Regions from separate parts of the Homo sapiens genome. Here region 2 is linked to region 1. A link is a contact called in ENCODE POLR2A ChIA-PET data. All regions are on one chromosome and are shown on one strand. The core of a region is the stretch at or near the end of the contact, and the rest is flanking DNA. Distances in the headings are between cores, read along the strand shown. Region 1 overlaps LOC105376360 (a long non-coding RNA gene). Region 2 overlaps LOC107984195 (a long non-coding RNA gene).

What was found. ChIA-PET counts read pairs that join two places held with the same protein, here RNA polymerase II (POLR2A).
Region 2: POLR2A ChIA-PET joins it to region 1 with 14 read pairs in BJ. The contact joins two enhancer-like sites. POLR2A ChIA-PET finds 5 or more read pairs at or near these places in 2 of 52 experiments (BJ and activated naive CD8-positive, alpha-beta T cell).

The regions. Positions count from the first base shown.
Region 1 is chr10:3,737,977-3,744,919 of GRCh38, reverse strand. The region is part of intron 1 of LOC105376360 (a long non-coding RNA gene); the gene reads right to left. Among named protein-coding and RNA genes, the nearest start is that of KLF6, 44 kb to the left of the region's middle. RefSeq lists enhancers at 2,438-2,577, 4,151-5,350. Within about 2 kb of position 4,364, at least 6 of the 41 ENCODE cell types and tissues checked have a DNase peak (open chromatin) inside an H3K27ac peak, as active enhancers do.
Region 2 is chr10:4,078,694-4,085,945 of GRCh38, reverse strand. It overlaps LOC107984195 (a long non-coding RNA gene), which reads right to left. Exons shown (of 10, transcript NR_176060.1): 5 at 6,508-6,609; 6 at 5,560-5,613; 7 at 3,571-3,657; 8 at 3,127-3,262; 9 at 2,571-2,670; 10 at 1,696-2,075. Among named protein-coding and RNA genes, the nearest start is that of MIR6078, 91 kb to the right of the region's middle. RefSeq lists an enhancer at 2,016-2,528. Within about 2 kb of position 4,185, at least 8 of the 41 ENCODE cell types and tissues checked have a DNase peak (open chromatin) inside an H3K27ac peak, as active enhancers do.

The DNA of each region.
Region 1 (6,943 bases), core at 3,115-5,614:
TTTTTAGTAGAGATGGGGGTTTCACCATGTTGGCCAGAGTGGTCTCGAACTCCTGACCTCAGGTGATCCACTTGCCTTGGCCTCCCAAAGTGCTGGGATTACAGGTGTGAGGCACCGCATGAGTCCTTGTTTACTTTAGAAATAGAGTTTGCTCTGTGGCCCTGGCCTGAGTGCAGTGGTACCATTGGAGCTCATTGGAGCCTTGAACTCCAGCGCTCAAGGGATCCTCCCACCTCAGCCTTCTGAGTAGTTGGGATTACAGGTATGCACCACCAAAACCAGTTTGGAATTGTTTTAATATGGCAAAGGAAGGCAGGAAAAGGAAATATTAAGCTTTCAGTCCTCAAGGTCAAGGACAAAGCCATGCTGATCACCTATCAGCAGCGTGGGGCACAGAGCTGGTGAGCGCCAGATAAAGGTTTCCTGATGCTGCTTGAATGGGATGCTTGTCCTTCCTCACTATTCACTGCAGCTACTTTATTGCTCTACTTAGTACGTAGTTAATCTAATCAGCACTATTGCGAAAGAGATTATGCTAGGCGCTGTCTTTGTTTTAACCTTCTTTCTTTCCCCATAAATTGTGACTCTGATATCGATGGTAAGATTTCAAAATGTCAAATACTAACTTACATTATTCTAGTAGTTAATTGAGAAAAATACAAAGATACAGAAAAAATAGGGAAAAGTAAAATATATAGATAACGATTCCAGGAAAGCTTAATTAAAAAAAAAAACACACAACAGGAGTTACAGCAAAAGAAACTTGGAAAAACAGAAATTATAAAAGAAATAAATCAAGAATATTGTTCAAAGCTAAAGAATATAAGCCTTTAAACTAAAAGGCTCATAAAATACCAAACAATTCAAATTAAAAAAAGAATTGCAGCCGGGTGTGGTGGCTCACACCTGTAATCTCAGCATTTTGGGAGGCCGAGGTGGGCAGATCATGAGGTCAGGATATCGAGACCACCCTGGCTAACACAGTGAAACCCTGTCTCTACTAAAAAAACAAAACAAAACAAAACAAATACAAAAAATTAGCTGGGCGTGGTGGTGGGCACCTGTAGTCCCAGCTACTCGGGAGGCTGAGGCAGGAGAATGGCATGAACCCAGGAGGCGGAGCTTGCAGTGAGCCGAGATCGTGCCACTGCACTCCAGCCTGGGCGACAGAGCAAAACTCCATCTCAAAAAAAAAAAAAAAAAAGAATTGCATTTGAACACTTGATTGGGAATGTTACATAATGAAGGTTAAATCAGAGTAACAAAAGTGTTCAAAATTGAGAATCACTGAAAAAATGATAAGAATTGCTTTAGCAGTATTGAACAAAAAATGCAATAAAGCAAAACCTTCAAATTAGTGATAGAAATTATTTTGAAACACTACTTCTTTCATTTAGTAAATCTATTTTTTATGGGCCTACCCTAAGGAAGATGTTTGTTATTTTATACATTTTTAATTTGTTAACCAACAGATTTGGATGCAATATTGCTACTCAGTGTGTTTCCAATATTTAGAGCTCTTAGAAGAGAAATCCTAAGCAAATGATCCTGTTTATTTTCTCTCCAAGTTTCACATCTACAGGAGTTAGTTTGGATAAAGAGAACATAATATTCTCATTCTGGGCTTTTTCTTTTTTCTCTAACAAATTTTCATTTATCTGTTGATATATACATGACAGTCTTGCTTTAAAAAATTATAAATTTTATGGTTTCTTTTAGGCAGGTTAAAATATTTTTGCTAACCCATTCATTCATGCATTTGTTCAGCAAGCTTTACTGAAAGCATATCATATCCCATGCATTGTGATAGGCACAGGACATGTAAACAACAACTGCATTGCTTGTCTTCAAGGACACACACACGCATATAAACACACACATATATACACACACACGTATATATACACATATACATATATATGCTCTCTATGCATGTATAGATGCAAATACATAAAATGTGCATGCATGTGTGCATGTGTGTGTGCATGTGTGTGTGTGTGTGTGTGTAGTCCTTGTCTTCAAGGTCCATATGTATATATTTCTTGTCTTCAAGGACACACACACACACATGCATATATATGACAAAAAATGTATATATGAAACTTGAAGGCAAAAAAATAGCAGGAGTTAGAGCAAAATAAACTTGGAAAAACAGAAATTATAAAATAAATGAAACAAGAATATTGTTTAAAGCTAAATAATATGAGCCTTTAAACCAAAAGGCCCACAAAATACCAAACAATTCAAATTAAAAAAGAATTGTATTTAAACACTTGCTTGTGAATGTTATGTAATCAAGGTTAAATGGAGTAACAAAAGTGTTACTATACACACACGCACACATACATGGACTACACACACACACATACATGAACACACACATGTATATGTATATGTATATATAGAGATTAACGGAAGTGGCTGCTGAGATTATGAGGACCTAGAAGTCTCACAATCTGCTGTCTGCAAGCTGCAGAGCCAGGAATGCTGGTGGTGTGGCTCAGTCCCAAGTCCCAAGTTCAAATCTGAAGACCTAAGAACCAGAAGCTCCCAACGTGAGGGCAGGAGAAGATGGATGTCCTGGCTACAACACAGAAAGAAAATTCACCCTTCCGCTACATTTTTTGTACTGTTTGGGCTCTGAAAGTGAAACTGCCTTTGCAAAATTATGACTGAGACAGTGAAAAAGATCCAACTTAACCAATTTCATCTTGCCTCTAACCTCCAAGCTGTCCTTGTTCATTCTTGTCATAGGCTGAACTAACTTTGGGAGAAACTTAGTTCATAGTTTACAGTTTAAAACAAAGACAATAACAGCCCTTTCCCAAAACAAACCTCCTTCTTGCCTGGGAACTAGGCTACTAACATTAGCCACAAGATTAGTAATTACGGTTTAGGAGTCATGCAGCTGGAGGCTACGAGATTCTGAACCTCTTTAAACTGCTTCTAAAATCCGTGCTTGAGATGTTTTGTAGACCCTGCACTTGATGAAGCAGCTGGCACCACACAGATGGATAAACTGGCCCATCTGATCTTGTGACCCCCACCCAGGAGCTAACTCAGCCCAAGAAGACAGTGATGCTCCATGATTTCATCTCCAACCCAACCAATCAGCACTCCCCAACTCACTGCCCCTCCCCACCCACCAAATTATCTTCAAAAACTCTGATCTCCAAATGTTCGGGGAGACTGATTTGAGTAATAATAAAACTCCAGCTTCCACACAGCTGGCTCTGTGTGAACTACTCTTTCTCCATTGCATTTCCCCTGTCTTGATAAATCGGTTCTGTCTAAGCAGCGAACAAGGTGAACCCGCTGGGAGGTTACAAAAGAACTGGATTATGCCCACATTGGCGAGGGTGGGTCTTCTTTACCTCCATTCACCAATTCAAAAATCAATCCCATCAAGTCAAATGAAATGCAAATCTCTTCCAAAAACACACCTGGGAATGGACTTTTACCAGCTATCTGGGCATCCCTTTGCCCAGTCAAGTTGACATAAAATTAACTATCAAAAAAGTCTTTCTGAAAAGTGGATTAGCCGGGCACAGTGGCTCACACCTGTAATCCCAGCACTTTGGGAGGCCGACGTGGGCAGATCGCAAGGTCAGGAGATCGAGACCAACCTGACTGACACGGGGAAACCCTGTTTCTACTAAAAATACAAAAAATTAGCTAGGTGTGTTGTTGGGTGCCTATAGTCCCAGCTACTCGGGAGGCTGAGGCAGGAGAATGACCTGAACCGGGGAGGTGGAGCTTGCAGTGAGCCGAGGTCGTGCCACTGCAGTCCAGCCTGGGGCACCTGGGGCAACAGAGTGAGACTCCATCTCAAAAAAAAAAAAAAAAGAAAGAAAAGTGGATTAAAGATCTTAATTTTACCAATCAAGTAAAAATATACATTGCAATATAAAATATTATTTTGTGAATCTTTTTCTGAAGATTTAAAAATTATCCAATAAATATGTTTAATCTAGATTTTATTATAACAAAAACCACTATGTCTGCTGATTGGTCAAATTCAAGACCTGTACAATAAGGATCACTAAAATATGAGCTGGCGGAGGACAGGGTTTTGGCTGCATTCTTACAGCTGTATCTGTGGCACCACGGACAGGTTTGATTTCAGTGGGTGACTTGGCACTTAGTAAACACATTCGCTGACTGAGTTGAATACTTAATTATGTGTCAGCCTCTGGATTTAACACACACTCTCTTGCCCAAATTTCACAACTGCCCTATGTAATAGACATTACTCTGCATTCCTAATACTGAGAAAACAGAGGTATTAAGGGCTTGAGTAACTTGCTGCAATTCTCCAGTTAGTGAGTGATAAAGTCAGAATGCGAATCTTTACCTAAATGCCTCCCTTGATGACCAACCTGTGAAACAGCTACTGATATCTCATGTGTACTGAAGATGAGGTTTCCTGGCTCAGCTGATAAGTCAAGTGTTTTTGGTAGGGACCTACACAATGGGATGATTCAGCTTTTATGGACTCTGCTCCTTTAGTCTATTCTGAAGGGTTATATAATGGATTTTTCTCTTTTACTAATGTGTATCATTTTATTAGTGTTTGAAGTCTTGTAAAAAGTAATATCTGAAGGATGTAAGACAGCAAGTGAGAAAGAAACAGCTCAGAAGAGACTGAGTAATGCTGAGTAATGTTACCTGAACTTCCTGCTCTGCTGGGGTTCCTCTCATACCATATGAGTGGGTAAAGGGTGAAACGAAAATCTTATCTCAACATCCTTCCCCTGTGGATGACAAACTTTGATATTTATTTTATCATCGATATCAGTGAGTCCATATTTATAAAGCGAGGAGCTCTTACAGGAAAGCATTTGTCAAATACCTAATTACAAAATATATTGACCTTCATATTCTAAGTCAAGTGATATATTTTGTATCATTTTCTGCAGAATTATGATAAAGCACAGTGTGTATAAAGTCAAGTTACCCATTATTCTAGCACTGTTTAGTGTTTATATGACACATGCCAAACATGAGAATAACCCCCGTTTGAAAATGTATTTTTTTGGTTACTTACAGCTACCTTATTTTTTTCTTCTTCTTTTTTTTTTTTTTTCTTTGAGATGGAGTCTTGCTCTGTCACCCAGGTTGGAGTGCAGTGGCACGATCTAGGCTCACTGCAAGCTCTGCCTCCCGGGTTCACTCCATTCTCCTGCCTCAGCCTCCCGAGGAGCTGGGACTACAGGCATCCGCCGCCACGCCCGGCTAATTTTTTGTATTTTTAGTAGAGGCAGGGTTTCACCGTGTTAGCCAGGATGGTCTCCATCTCCTGACCTCGTGATCTGCCCACCTCGGCCTCCCAAAGTGCTGGGATTACAGGCATGAGCCACCGTGCCCGGTCTATTTTTTTCTTCTTATAATACATGTGCATTGTAGTACATTTGAGAAACACAGAAAGGAACAAAATTTTAAAAAAATAAAAATTATTTGAAAACTTGCCATGCCCATATTGTGTCTATGAATGTTTTGCTCTATTTCTTCCTATGCCTATATGTCTATTTTAATAGGATACAATTTAGGTGATGACTTTTTTTCCTCTTAGCATTAAATCACTGGTAGTGTCTGATTTTGCTTTATCATTTCCAGATAGTAGTAGCAAAATCCATAGGGGCTGGATTCAAATAGTTACTCTGTTTAGACATTTTGTCACATAAGAGTCTTATAGTTTTCTCTTATCCTCAGTTTTCTCATGTGACTAATCATGGTCACAATATTAATTCACAGGTTTGTTGAGAGAATCAAATGAACTCATGCATGGTGAAACTTTTGATATAACGTATGACTCAAACTAAATGTTCAATAACAAGTTACTATGTAAAAAACACTTAGAAATCATTCTAATGATTGCACAATAGTTCATTATATTGATATACTTTATTTATTTAGATATTCTTTTCTTTTTAAATTTTTTTTTTCAATTTGAAAGAATTCTGGAAAAACAACAGTCTTGAGTCAATATTCTGATTATATCCTTAAGATAGATCAACAGGAATGGAATCACTATGTAAAACACTGTCATCTTTTAAGGATAGTGAAAGGAATTTGAAAATTGTTTTTAAGAAAGGCTGTAGCCAATTATACTGGCATCAGGATGCCTGTTTCACCACAACCCCAAGGTGCCAATTAAACTATGTTTTCTTAGAAAGTAATCAACATTCTTACAGAGAAATTAGACAGTGTGGATGAGAACAAGAAGAAAATAAACATCTCACAATTCATAATCACACATGAAGACTATTGCTTTTTTGTTATACACATTCTGATTCTTCCTTGCATATGTAAGAATTTTTATTCTTTAACACCATTTTATTAAAAATCTGTACCAAATAATTATATTACTTTTACTTATTTATTCTAGAAGCATTTATTTTTAGTAATAAAGGAATAACTATCTTTTTTCACATAATAAATACATCTAAGGGCATAGCACATGATTATTAAAGGAAAAATAGTCCACATAGATTAACAGAGAAAAAATTAAAATAATATAAAATTCTGCCACTCCAGAGTAACCTCTTTGCTGTGTATACTTTTATGTATTTTTTTAACTATATATTATATACAGTTGACCCTTGAACAATGCAAGCGTTATAGGCACTGACCTCTCGCACAGTTAAATATTCATGTAGGGTTTGGCTGTGTCCCCACCGAAATCTCATTTTGAATTGTATCCTGGTGGGACATAATTTAAATCATTGGGGTGGTTTCCCCCATACTGTCCTCATGATAGTGAATAAGTCTCATGAGATCTGATGGGCTTATCAGGGGTTTCTGCTTTTGCTTCTCTCTCATCTTCTCTTGCCAGCACCAAGTAAGAAGTGCCTTTCACCTCCCGTTGTGATTCTGAGGCCTCCCCAGCCACATGAAACTGTAAGTCCAATTAAACCTCTTTTTCTTCCCAGTCTCAAGTATG
Region 2 (7,252 bases), core at 2,936-5,435, 340 kb before region 1:
ATTTACAAACATTGCTTTAGTGCAGGTTAAAGTGAATGAACAACTATCTTTCTTATGTCCATAGATATCTGGATTATAATTAAATCTAATGCAGTGGCATTGTTAAGGACCCTGATCTATATATAGGGGGAAGACAAGGGACCACAGTCCTTCAGGGAATATTGCAACATGCCAATTATTTCTATCATGTGCAGGCATTATAGTGCATAAAATTCAAAATCCCAAGTAAGACGTCACCTGTGCCATCATCTCAGATGAAGACTGGAGTCGCTACTGTGGTGTGTGTCAGGGGCAGCACTGCATTCCGCCTGCCTTGAATTTTCGACAGAGGAGGCAGAGCCTAGGAAAGGTAGAAACATGGGCTTTCGATTGCCATAAGGCTCAATCAAATCCTAGCACTACCTCTGATTGCACACGGAAGGGGAAGTTATTTACTCCCTCCGAAACTCAGTTTCAGTGTTTATAATACTGAAATGCGGTAACTAATATCGACTCCATGGAGTTGGGGCAACAGTTAAGTAAGAACACATGTAAAGTGTTTAACACACTATATGGCTTATAAAAATAGCTTAATAAGTGGGAGTCATGGTGATTTCTTAGTGTAATTATAATTAAAAATAAGTGTAAAGAGGCCAGGCATGGTGGATCATACCTGTAATCCCAGCATGTTGGGAGGCCGAGGAAGGGCAGATCACTTGAGGCCAGGATTTCGAGACCAGCCTGGCCCACATGGAGAAACCCTGTCTCTACTTAAAAAAAAAAAAAAGAAAAAGAAAAGAAAGTTAGCTGGGCATGGCGGGTGGCGGGCACCTGTAATCCCAGCTACTTGGGATTACAGGAGTAGCTGGGATTATAGCTACTGGAGAGGCAGTAGAGTTGCTTGAGGCAGGAAAATTGCTTGAATCAGGAGGCAGAGGTTGCAGTGAGCTGAGATAGTGCCACTGCACTCCATCCTGGGTGACACAGCAAGGTTTCGTCTTAAAAGAAAAAAAAAAGTGTAAAGGTAATTTTCAGGGCTTTAACAGTTCTGGTAGAATGTAAATAATCATCAATAACCCATAAGGTCCTTTAGTCACAAAATGCTTCTCAGTAGCTAGGGTACCTTCTCACCGGTTCCTTTGTAGGGAGTCCATCATCACATATTTTTATCACATTTAACCTGAATGTTGCATCCCCTAAGTTACAAATTAAGTTTTATTCCTCCATGGATTTATGTCATGGGTAAGACTGATCTATAAATTTTGAGTGCCGAGTTACCTTTTGAGGGTAAATGTATCCTTCAAACCCTGCTTTTTAATGTGAGAGTACTGGTCAATCTATAGTTTGGGTTTTGAACAGAGGACTATGCAGAGACGTCTTCTGCTCTCACAGTGGAGGACACAGAGCATTTCTAAAGACACATCCCATGCAGTTCCTTCTAGAACATCTGGCTCAAATGACACATTTTAATCAACATAATTTCTTCTTTAATCCCATGGATTTTTTTATTTTTTTTTTCTTCCTTTATTATATGGCTCTAATACAATAATAAAAACCTAAGAGAAAACAAGTATCAGCTTTGAAAAGCATAAGCCCCAAATTCACTAACTTATCCAAATGTCAAATTGTTATTTTATTATACATTAATGAAATGAGCTGAATGGCAAATTAATTAGAGGAGGTGAACCAAGATATATTAAAGCTAAAGAAATTTAAGTTTATATTTTTATTGCTTTGTATTTTTAAAAAAGAAACAGTTTTCAAGCAGCTAGATATGTGGTGATAATTAAGTACAAAACTGTCATAATGTAGGCAATTAACAACAAAAACAACAACAAAACCTTCACCTTAGGAACATTTTATGTTGTTACCCTAAAATCTCAATTCCTGATAGACATTACAAAATGTCAGCACGGCCCACATTCCTGAAAGCTCTTGAAATGATGAATGCAGTATCGAGAGGAAAGCTGAGAGGGTGAAAGATCACTGCACATCCCTGCACTGGCAAGGCACCCATACAAGAGGAAATCTGTTTATCAATGCTGATTGCTCCTGCTCTGCTAAAGATGCCAAAATTCAGCAAGAGTTGCAGAGAGCTGAAAGTACACAAAACAAGTCAGTTACTTTGAAATCCTTGAGCCAGAGCTAAGCCTACCTCAGCTCACATCCTAAAAACATCCAAAATGCAATCCTCTTATGCAATCTTGGCTCTTAGAATTCCCTTTGGCAGAATGAGGAGGGCCATCTTCCGTTTGCCAGGAAAATGCACTTCAAAAGCACAGCCTACCCCGCTTTCTACTATCTTATTTCAAAGCTCTGGTGCTTATCACTTGGACCCCTGCCTAGAGAACATTGTGAATTCCCATAAAGATGCATTAACACAAGATAGAAGAATCTGCCAGTCTGAAGGCATCTGCTGTTTGTCAGCTGTCATTCCATGAGAGTTTATCTTCTGGATGTCAATGGCCAATGGCACTGGCCTCACTTCTAAACATGAGATTAAGGCTGAGATCCCAGGTCAGGGACACAAGCTGACTTCAGCCTTTTCTTGAATCTGGACTTTGCCACACCTCCACTCTGCGATAGCACACCTTCACAGCTTTTGTGAGGTCACAGCATCCACCTGGATTCGGCACACACGTTGATTTTCAAGGGCCCATCACAACTTGCAATTCTGCATAGGTGTTTTCTCTAAATGGTAATAATAACGCATGAATTATTATACTATTGCTGCTTGACAGCCCTTTTCCTGTGTGTAGTGGTTTTGGATTATGGCCCACAAAGGCCATCAATTATGCTAGAAAACTAAGGAGCTGGGGGAAAATCACAGGGCAAAATGCATTTTGAGAGACATCATTGTCTAGACTCAAATGTCAGCCTTGGCACCCTCTTCTCAGCCTGGCCTAGATCCACTGTTGGGCAAGTTGATTCTAAAAGGTCCATTTCATTCCCCTCCATGCAAAGCAATGGTAAACAATCAAGTATGTCAAAAATGTTGTTGAGAGTGCATGTTTCTTTGGGAGTGATTACATCTTAGCCGTAGCTCATGAGACTCAGGTCTGGATGGAAAAACTTTTCCAGTGGAGGATTTACAGAGAACAATATAAACATAGATGACAAAGCAAAACAACAAGACAGTTATCTCACCTTACAAATTACATACATCATGGCTAGGCACAGAGGCTCATGCCTGTAATCCCTGTAACTTGGGAGGCCAAGGTGGATGGATGACTTGAGCCCAGGAGTTCGAGACCAGCGTGGACAACATAACGAAACCCCATCTCTACAAAAAATACAAAATTAACCTGGCATGGTGGCTCATGCCTGTAGTTGCAGCTATTCAGGAGGCTGAGATGGGAGGATCACCTAAGCCCAGGAGGTCAAGGCTGCAGTGAGTCGTGATCACGTCACCGCACTACAGCTTGGGGGACAGAATGAGACCCTGTTACACACATACACACACAAATTACAAATTACATACATTAAAAAATGCCTTGTATGTATCTCTATGAATTGAGATTTTGAGAGAATTTGTTTTCTTCTGTACATTTCTCTATATTTTCTAAGTTTTCTATAATAAATAAGCAGTACCTTGGAAATTCTTGTTCTGACTTTTCTTAAACAAAAGATATGTTGAAAGATTTCACCCAAGTGCGAGCTTTAGTTGAAATATAGAATCTGAAATAAAAATTAGAAACATGGTTTCATAACAACTCACTTTAACCTATTTTCTAGAAACAGAATGAGGAATCTATTAAAAATTTTAAAATGAAATTTCAAATTCATACCAGATGTTTTCAAAGTAATAAAATACTACTCTTAAATATCATCTTTCTAGTCTTAATTTTTTGGATGTTTTATTTTTAAAGCCAGAGCTTTTTTTTTTTTTTTCTGTGTAAGTGGGATTGGAATGCTGTTCATCACAAGAAAACTCAAATTTTTTAGATCTTAAAGATAGAGGTTGCACTGTGTGACTTCCTTAATTACACATTAGGAAGTGGAGGACCAGAGAGCAGCAGTGATCTGAGGTCACTTCATAAGCAAGGCAGGGCCACAGCTCGAGTGGGCTTGCTCCCTCTCCACACTCTTGGCCTGGGTTTTGCTGCGATTCTGGCCAAATCTCTAGACTGCCTTCTATGTAGCAGTCACTGGCTAGATCCTAAAGGCTTTGACACAAAACAGGATTGGAAGTCGTCATGAGGTCATTAGTTGCCTCTCCCACGGCATGAGGGAGGAGACCGCTTTGACTTATCCACACAGCCACTGATTTGCAGGGAGACTCACACAGACAACACTATACACCCACCAACACAAACACACTCACCACACACACTGCAAGGGTTTACTACTAACTCCAAACACATGTATTTGGAAAACTAAAATACATACAAAGTTTCCAGAGTTCTACTTCTAACTAGAGGGGTATCTGCTCCTGAGGTTGTGGGGAGTATGGGAACATCCCTTAAATGATGGTTCTCACTTAAAAGGATCAGATAAAGTCCACTGAGAGCACTCCTTTTTTTTTTTCTTCTTTTTCAGATGGAGTTTCACTCTTGTTGCCCAGGCTGGAGTGCAGTGGTGCAATCTCGGCTCACTGCAACCTCCGCCTCCCGGGTTCAAGTGATCCTCCTACCTCAGCCTCCCAAGTAGCTGGGATTACAGGCATGCATACCTGGCTAATTTTGTGTTTTTAGTAGAGACAGGGTTTCACTATGTTGGTCAGGCTGGTCTCGAACTCCTGGCCTCAGGTGATCCACCCATCTCAGCCTCCTAGTTCTGGGATTACAGGCCTAAGCCACTGTGATATAATCCCTGCCTCTTTTCTTTCCAGTCAGAAAGGTGGTGTTGCAGATATAGTGGAAAAAGTAAGGATTTGGAAACCTAAGGGTGACAATATAATACATAAACCTCACTTCATTCAAAAGAATGTTTGCTCTTGAGCATGTCACTAATCTCTCTGAATTCATATTTCTGTAAAATGAGGACATTACATTTCTCCCTGCTCTATCATAAAAATTATACATGCTAGATATATATAGCCTATTATGGGTTGAACTGTGTCCTCCCCAAATTCCTGGGTTGAAGGAGGTCATCAGGACCTCACAAAGTGACTGTATTTGGAGATACCGTCTTTAAAGAGGTAATTAAGGTAAAATCAGGGCGATGGGGTGGGCCTTAATGCAACATGGCTGGTATCCTAGTAAGAAGAAGAGATCAGGATATCAGACACACGTGGAGGGAAGATGACCCGAAGATATAGGGAGAGTATGGCTGTCTGTAAGCCAAGGAGAGAGGCCTCAGGAGGACACAACCCTGCCGACACCTCGATCTCAGACTTCCAGCTTCTAGCATTGTCAGGAAATAGATTTCTGTTGTTTCAGTCGCCCAATCTCTGGTGCCTTGTTACAACAGCCTAGCAAACAGATGCACAGATGTTCACAGAATAAGTGCTCAACAAATCACAGAGGCTATGTTCACCATGATTATTACAGCTTTTCATTGGTAGCGAAGAATGTTGGCTCTGAACTGTACATTAGTGACCAAAGATGAGAGATTTTTGTAATTCAAATTGCAACTCACTTTATTCACTTCCTGTTTACTCCATCCTTGCAAAGAGTGTCACATTTAAGTTTCCTGTTTTTACAAAAATTGTATTATTATTATCCACAAAGTATTTTTCTTTAAATTTTTTTTGTACAGAGGAAGAAAATAAAATTGTACCAGGAAATGAAAATCAACCATAAATTATATAAGAATCTGCACCAACAGCTAGAAAATTAATTATATCATAAAATCCTACCCTCACCATATGAGCTATTGAGGTCTAGTAAATCATTTCACACTAAAGGACTTCAGCCTCCTCGTCTCTAAATTATGGAATTAGGTCGAGTCTCTAAAATTTCCTTCATCTCTGATTCTGAGGCTTGGTATTTAAGACCTCACTTAAAGTAGCAAAACAAGAACATCCACTGATATTCCGGTACTCCAGCAGTGACATACTGGATGACTGTCAGCTATAGCCATTGTCTGGAGAGGAAGTTCAAAGACTGAATAAGAAGTTAAACATTGGAGATCGGGACCAGCCTGGCCAACATGGTAAAACCTCGTCTCTACTAAAAATTAACCAGGCATGGTGGTGGGCCCCTGTAATCCCAGCTACTTGGGAGGCTGAGGCAGGAGAATCACTTGAATCTAGGAAGCAGAGGTTGCAGTGAGCCGATATCGCACCACTAAACAGCCTGAGTGATAGAGTGAGACTCCATCTCAAAAGAAAAAAAAAAAAAGAGTTAAACATGGAAGAATGGATGCTGACCAAGTGAAAAACATCTTTCTATTTTATCTTATGGAGTTCAAGTTTGGTAAGAAAAAAAAAATGTGTTAATTAGCGACCAATTTCTGAACGAAAAAAATATATACCATCATGCATTGCTTGACAACAGAGATAGGAGAGATGAGTTCTGCAAAATGTGTCATTAGGTGATTTCATTGCTGTGGGAACACCATAGAAGGAGCCTACAACAGCCTTACCTGGGCTCTTGTCCCTGGCTACAAACCTGCACAGCATGCAACTGTAGTGAATACAGCAGGCAACTGTCACTCAATGGTGAGGATGTGTGTGTCTAAACATATCTAGACATAGAAAAGGTACAGTAAAAATACAGTATTAGAATCATATGGAACCACTCTTGTATATGCCGTCCCTCTTGGACTCAAACTGTGCTATGTGGTACAGTACTGCACGTACACGTACATAATACACTTTCTACAGCTGTGCTCAGACCCTGTTCAAGGTCTCGGACATGATTTTACTGATCATCACATTTTTATACAGAAAGATGGCTTCTCTTTTAGAAAACATTATTGCCAACCAAAAAACTTTCCCCAGTTAAAGACATATAATATATATGTAAATGTATATATTTATACATACACATGTGGTTCTATGCATACATGTAATATATGATATATTAAGGCCGATATTATGGACATTATAGATAGCATCGTATATATATATATATATATATATATATATATATATATATACACACACACGTATATGCAATTTAAGTTTAGAGTTAAATAAATCTGAGTTAAAATTGAGGTTCTGCTATGTAATATGTACATGCCATGAGACAATTAGTTTCCACTTATTCTCATCTGTAAAATTATAATACTGCTTAATGAAAATATCTCTGTGAAAAATAAATATGGGTGTGAAGTGTTTAGTGTGTGTCACATAATATACATTCAATTATAGTTAAATGTTAATTAT